Linked DNA regions of Homo sapiens: region 2 is linked to region 1. A link is a loop called in an ENCODE intact Hi-C map of the cell type or tissue named here. Cell type or tissue: gastrocnemius medialis. All regions are shown on one strand. Region 1 has its middle 9.2 kb from the start of TMEM167B. Region 2 overlaps ELAPOR1 (endosome-lysosome associated apoptosis and autophagy regulator 1).

What was found. Hi-C counts contacts between places; a loop is a spot of excess contacts. Peaks named below come from ENCODE experiments on the same cell type or tissue, not always from the same donor. Only the 100,000 strongest peaks of a DNase experiment are listed, where the experiment ranks them.
Region 2: it touches region 1 in a loop (2.4-fold over the local background); 5 of 110 quality-filtered maps call a loop at or near these places.

Annotation. Positions count from the first base shown.
Region 1 is chr1:109,098,737-109,101,236 of GRCh38, forward strand. It overlaps SCARNA2. Among named protein-coding and RNA genes, the nearest start is that of TMEM167B, 9.2 kb to the left of the region's middle. RefSeq lists enhancers at 219-978, 979-1,738, 2,499-2,500. In gastrocnemius medialis, a CTCF peak has its summit at 1,302 (motif pointing right); DNase peaks (open chromatin) are centred at 1,405, 1,965 and 2,475; H3K4me3 peaks cover 1,717 bases; H3K27ac peaks cover 1,793 bases.
Region 2 is chr1:109,148,686-109,151,185 of GRCh38, forward strand. All of the region lies in intron 1 of ELAPOR1 (endosome-lysosome associated apoptosis and autophagy regulator 1), which reads left to right. Among named protein-coding and RNA genes, the nearest start is that of ELAPOR1, 36 kb to the left of the region's middle. In gastrocnemius medialis, no CTCF peak of the experiment used is centred here; a DNase peak (open chromatin) is centred at 1,366; H3K27ac peaks cover 2,500 bases.

The DNA.
Region 1 (2,500 bases):
TTCTCCCTAGGGAGAAGGGGCTACTGGGGAAGCTGATGCTCCCCATGGTAATGACCAGAGATTGATGTCTTCTTGGAAAAGAAGTCACTCACCTATGAATATCCTGAAGTTGAATCATATTTAAAAAGGGCTGGGCGCGGTGGCTCATGCCTGTAATCCCAGCACTTTGGGAGGCCGAGGCAGGCAGATCACCTGAGGTCGGGGGTTCGAGACCAGCCTGACCAACATGGAGAAACTCTAACTCTACTAAAAATACAAAATTAGCAGGGCGTGGTGGCACATGCCTGTAATCCCAGCTACTTGGGAGGCTGAGGCAGGAGAATTGCTTGAACCCGGGAGGCGGAGGTTTCGGTGAACCGAGATCACGCCATGGCACTCCAGCCCAGGCAACAAGAACGAAACTCCGTCTCAAAAAAATTTAAGGCCGGGCGCGGTGGCTCACACCTGTAATCCCAGCACTTTGGGAGTCTGAGGCGGGCGGATCACCTGAGGTCAAGAGTTCAGGACCAGCCTGGCCAACACGGTGAAACCCCAAGTCTACTAAAAATACAAAAATTAGCCGGGCGTGGTGGCGGGCGTCTGTAATCCCAGCTACTTGGGAGGCTGAGGCAGAAGAATCGCTCGAACACAGGAGGTGGAGGTTGCAGTGAACCGAGATCGCACCACTGCACTCCAGCCTGGGTGACAGAGCTGGACTCCGTCTATAAAAAAAAGAAAGAAATTGGGCCGGGCGCAGTGGCTCACGCCTGTGATCCCAGCACTGTGGGAGGCCAAGGCGGGCGGATCACGAGGTCAGCAGTTCGAGATCAGCGTGGCCAACATGATGAAACCCTATCTCTACTAAAAATACATAAATTAGCCAGGCATAGTGGCGGACCCCTGTAATCCCAGCTACTCCGGAGGCTGAGGCAGGAGAATTACTTGAACCCGGGAGGCAGAGGTTGCAGTGAGCCGAGACCGTGCCATTGCACTGCAGCCTGGGCGACAGAGCGAGTCTCCATTTCAAAAAGAAAGAAAGAAATTGAAGACAAATTAAAGTCACGATCACAGAAAAACTAAAGATATGTATATAACTATGTAGTTATACAAAGGTCAAAAGGCTAAGTGCCGTGGCCATCGCCTGTGGTCCCAGCTACTCAGGAGGCTGAGGTGGGAGGATCACTTGATCTAGGAGCAATGAGCCGTGTTCGCGCTACTGCACTCCAGCCTGGGCGACACAGCAAGAACGGGTCTCCAAAAAAAAAAAACCACGATTCTGTAAGGTGGAAATTAGTACTGCCTTTTCCTGGGACCTATGTTCCCCTCCGAGCCACGCGAGGGCAGCAACGCGCGCACTCTGAGGAACACCCCCTTCCTCAGGACTCGTCCGCCTGTGCTCGGTGGTTTCTCCCAGAATCCTCCAAGGCGCGGGAGGGGGCGGAGAGCTTAAAAGTCGCGGGGGGAGCGGACTTCCGCTGTTTTAGGGAGGGAGAGCGGCCTGGGTCCTGGGTGTTGTGTGCGGAGCTGTGGCGTCGCGTGTGAGGCGCGTGCAGGGTGAGTGTGAGTGGACGCGTGAGTGTGTGAGTGTGCGCGCTTGGAGCGTGTTAGGCGAGTGCGTGCGCCCACCCCTGCGCCCCTCCTCCCGCTTACACTTTGATCTTATTTGATCGGATCGTGACCCCAGCCCCGCCGGGCCGACCCGAAATGAAAAGCTCTCCTCCTGCGAAGCCCCCTCGGGGCGCTGTGCAGCGAGGCCCCTTAGGCGGCGGCCACGCTGTGGTCCCCGAGGTCCCGGAGCTGGCCCTGCGGGGCCCGGCGCTCAGAAGTGATGAATTGATCAGATAGACGAGGCCGGGCTTGTCCCCGGCCACTGATTATCGAGGCGATTCTGATCTGGGCACGGCCACCGGGCTGCGGGCTGCCGGTGGCGTAGGGGCGAGCACGTGAACGGCGGCGGCGGGCGGGGATGCTGAGCGCGGTGGCCAAGGGTAAATGAGCCGCTGCCCCTCCCCCTGGAGCTGGAAGGTCGCGGAGGCCTTTTTGGCCGCTGATATACTTTCCTCCCACTTTCCCATTTCTCCTTGTTTTTCTTTTTTCTTTTGTTCCTTTTTTTTTTTTTTTGAGACAGGGTCTTGCTCTGTCGCCCAGACTGGAGTGCAGAACCGCAATATCGGCTCACTGCAACTTCGACCTCCTTGGCTCAAGCGATCCTCACATCTCTGTCTCCCGAATAGGTGGAACTACAGGCGCGCGTCACCACGCTCGGCTAATTTTTGTATCTTTTGGTAGAGACGGGGTTTCACCATGTTTTGCCAGGCTGGTCTCGAACTCCAGCCTCAAGTGATCCGCCCGCCTCGGCTTCCCAAAGTGCTGGGATTACAGGCATGAGCCACCGCGCCCGGCCCCTTTTTTAGTTTTTCTTTCTTTCTTTTTTTTTTTTGAAACGGTCTCACTCTGTTTCTCAGGCTGGAGTGCAGTGGCGCAATCATAGTTCACTGCAGTCTCGACCTCCCAGGCTCAA
Region 2 (2,500 bases), 50 kb after region 1:
CAAGCAATGTCCTTGGAGAGTTTTGCATAGGCCACAACCTAGATTGCCTGGTTCTGACATGTATGATTAAAAGCTCAGGTGAAAAACATTTAATAGAACATTTTGGTCTCATTAAAAAGTGATAGAAGCACATCTTCAGAATATAACTTCATAAAGCCCTGCCTTGTAGACAGATGTGTGTGCTATATTCTTTCCTACTAGAAAGAGATTGGAATTTATAAAGGGACATTTTGTTTCTTGGTGACAAAGCCATTTCAATCCTAGGGATATTTACAACCAGTACTGAAAAACCCTCTGCACCTGAGGGACTGGCCGCAGTTACAGACTGTCATAAATGTCAGCGACCAGGGTTTCTCTTGGAGAGATTAGCTCTGGGGAGTTGCTAGGGGAGAAAAAGTGGAAAAAGGACAGGTGTTGCTCCATATGTATGAGAAGACTGGGATTAGAGAAGAGGGCGCGTCGGGCAGGCAGTAAACATGACAGGGGAAACTGAGGAGGGGCTAACTGCTGAGGATTATCACATCTAGGCCAGAAATGTCAGCGGGGCTCCTTTCTCTCAGCTGGGAGAACACGTGGGTGCTCCCTCATAAACCCTCTTCAGGCAGGGTTAGAGCAGTAGCTTTTTTTTTTTTAACCAGTTTACAAAGAGCTTGCCTAAACATAATGCCCTAATCATCCAGAGAAATCAGTGTTACTCAGTTTTGTGGGGGAGAGCTACTGAACTATTTAATCATCTTAGCAGGGTGTTACCCTCCCTGTTTATAGACAAGGGAGATTGAATGACTGTCCCCGGTCATGCAGCATGGGGTGGCAGGATAAAAGCAGGGTCTAGACCTTTTGGCTGTAATCCCAGCACCCGCACAGCTCCCGAGCTGTTCTAGGGCCACACCCTGGCCCACCATTCAGTCATTCAACAAATACTTATTGAAAGCTACTATGTCAGGTGCTGTTCTGGGTGTCTGGGCCACATCCATGGATAAAAACAAAGATCTGTGTTCTGAAGACACTTACATTTGATCTGGAATGGGGACGGGGCAGAAATAGACAATAAACACAGCAAATAGTAAAGGTATAAAGTGTGTGTTTGAAGGTGGTAAGTGCTATGGAAAAAAATTCAAAGTCATCCCAGATTTGAAGGATCAATGGATCGTTGAGAGGGGGGAGCCAATTGCTATTGTCAACAGGGAGCTCGAGGTGGAAGGGATAATATTGGCAACACTTCAGGAGGCTTTTGTGAGGGCTAAAGGGGAAGAAGATGCAGGTACAGTGCCGGGCCCCGAGCCTGGCACATGGATGCTTAGAGGTGCTCACTAGGGTGGCTGTTATTACTGCCGCAGTCCTGTCTCCCTCACGGGACTGGTCAGTGTTTTCCAAGAACCCTCATGCCAAGGTTCAGCCTAAAATAGACAGGCAGCTTAAATTACTCACAGACTGGACAACGTGGTCAAGGTCCTGCCTGGCCCAGAGCGTGGTGATACAAACTACCCCAGGTCCGTGTGGAGGCCACTGTCTGCTTTGTGTGATATGTCCATAGCTAAGCCAGTGGGGTAGGCCCTGCCAGGGGGACCAGTTGCTGTCTCTGCGGTTTATGATCAAAATAGAAGCTGGAAAGCCAGAGTAGAATAGAGCAATGCTGAAAGAAAGGGCAGTGTAAGGCCAGGGTTCCCCCAGACTCCTGTAGACTGGGAGCCCCTGCACCCCAGCACTGTGTTGCTAGGCGACGGTCCAGGGATTGAGGACGGCCAGCAAAGGCCGGCAGGACTGGGGTCCATTTGCTTCTTCGACTGCTGCTGGGTCTGGTGCTTGCTCTGGGGGAGAGGAGGTCTTAATTGTAGGCAGAGGAAGCAACTAATTACGTGGGATGACTAAAGTCACCCTTGACCCTATGCGTCTGCCTCGGTGTCTGCAGTTTTACCTTTAGCAACTCGTTCAAGTCAAGACTCTGGCATCCTAACATTTTTGGTGTGTGAAATTTTTGGTTCAAACAAAATTTTAACTTAGAAGCATGAACAAGAAAAAGATATTTTAAAATATTGCTCCATTAATGGGGGACTCTCTACTTCCCCCTTCGAAGGGGCTGGCTTTCTTCTAAAACCCTAGACTCTGGAGCATAATTTGAAAATCAGTGGGTTAAAGTATTGCAGCCACCCTGTTAAAAAGTAAACAGCCTTGGTTTGATAAAATATTAAGCTATTTTAAAATTACTGATACATGATGGCAGGTGGCAATGTTTTCCTGTGTAGGGAGGAGGAGGGGGATAATAGACTCCTTAGAGGATCTGAAGTCATACAATGGACCCACTGCCCAGAAAAATGCACATATCTGAAATTCTGCATCTGGCCGTATATGGGCAATGATCCATGGGCCATAGGTTAAGGACCCCTGTCTTGTGGGATATTTGTTTATGTGATTTACTTTCAAATGGGGTAAATATTTAAGGCTTGGAGCACAGAAGAATGAGTTTTGAAAAGGGGAGGAAGGAGAAGAAGAGCTAGAGAAT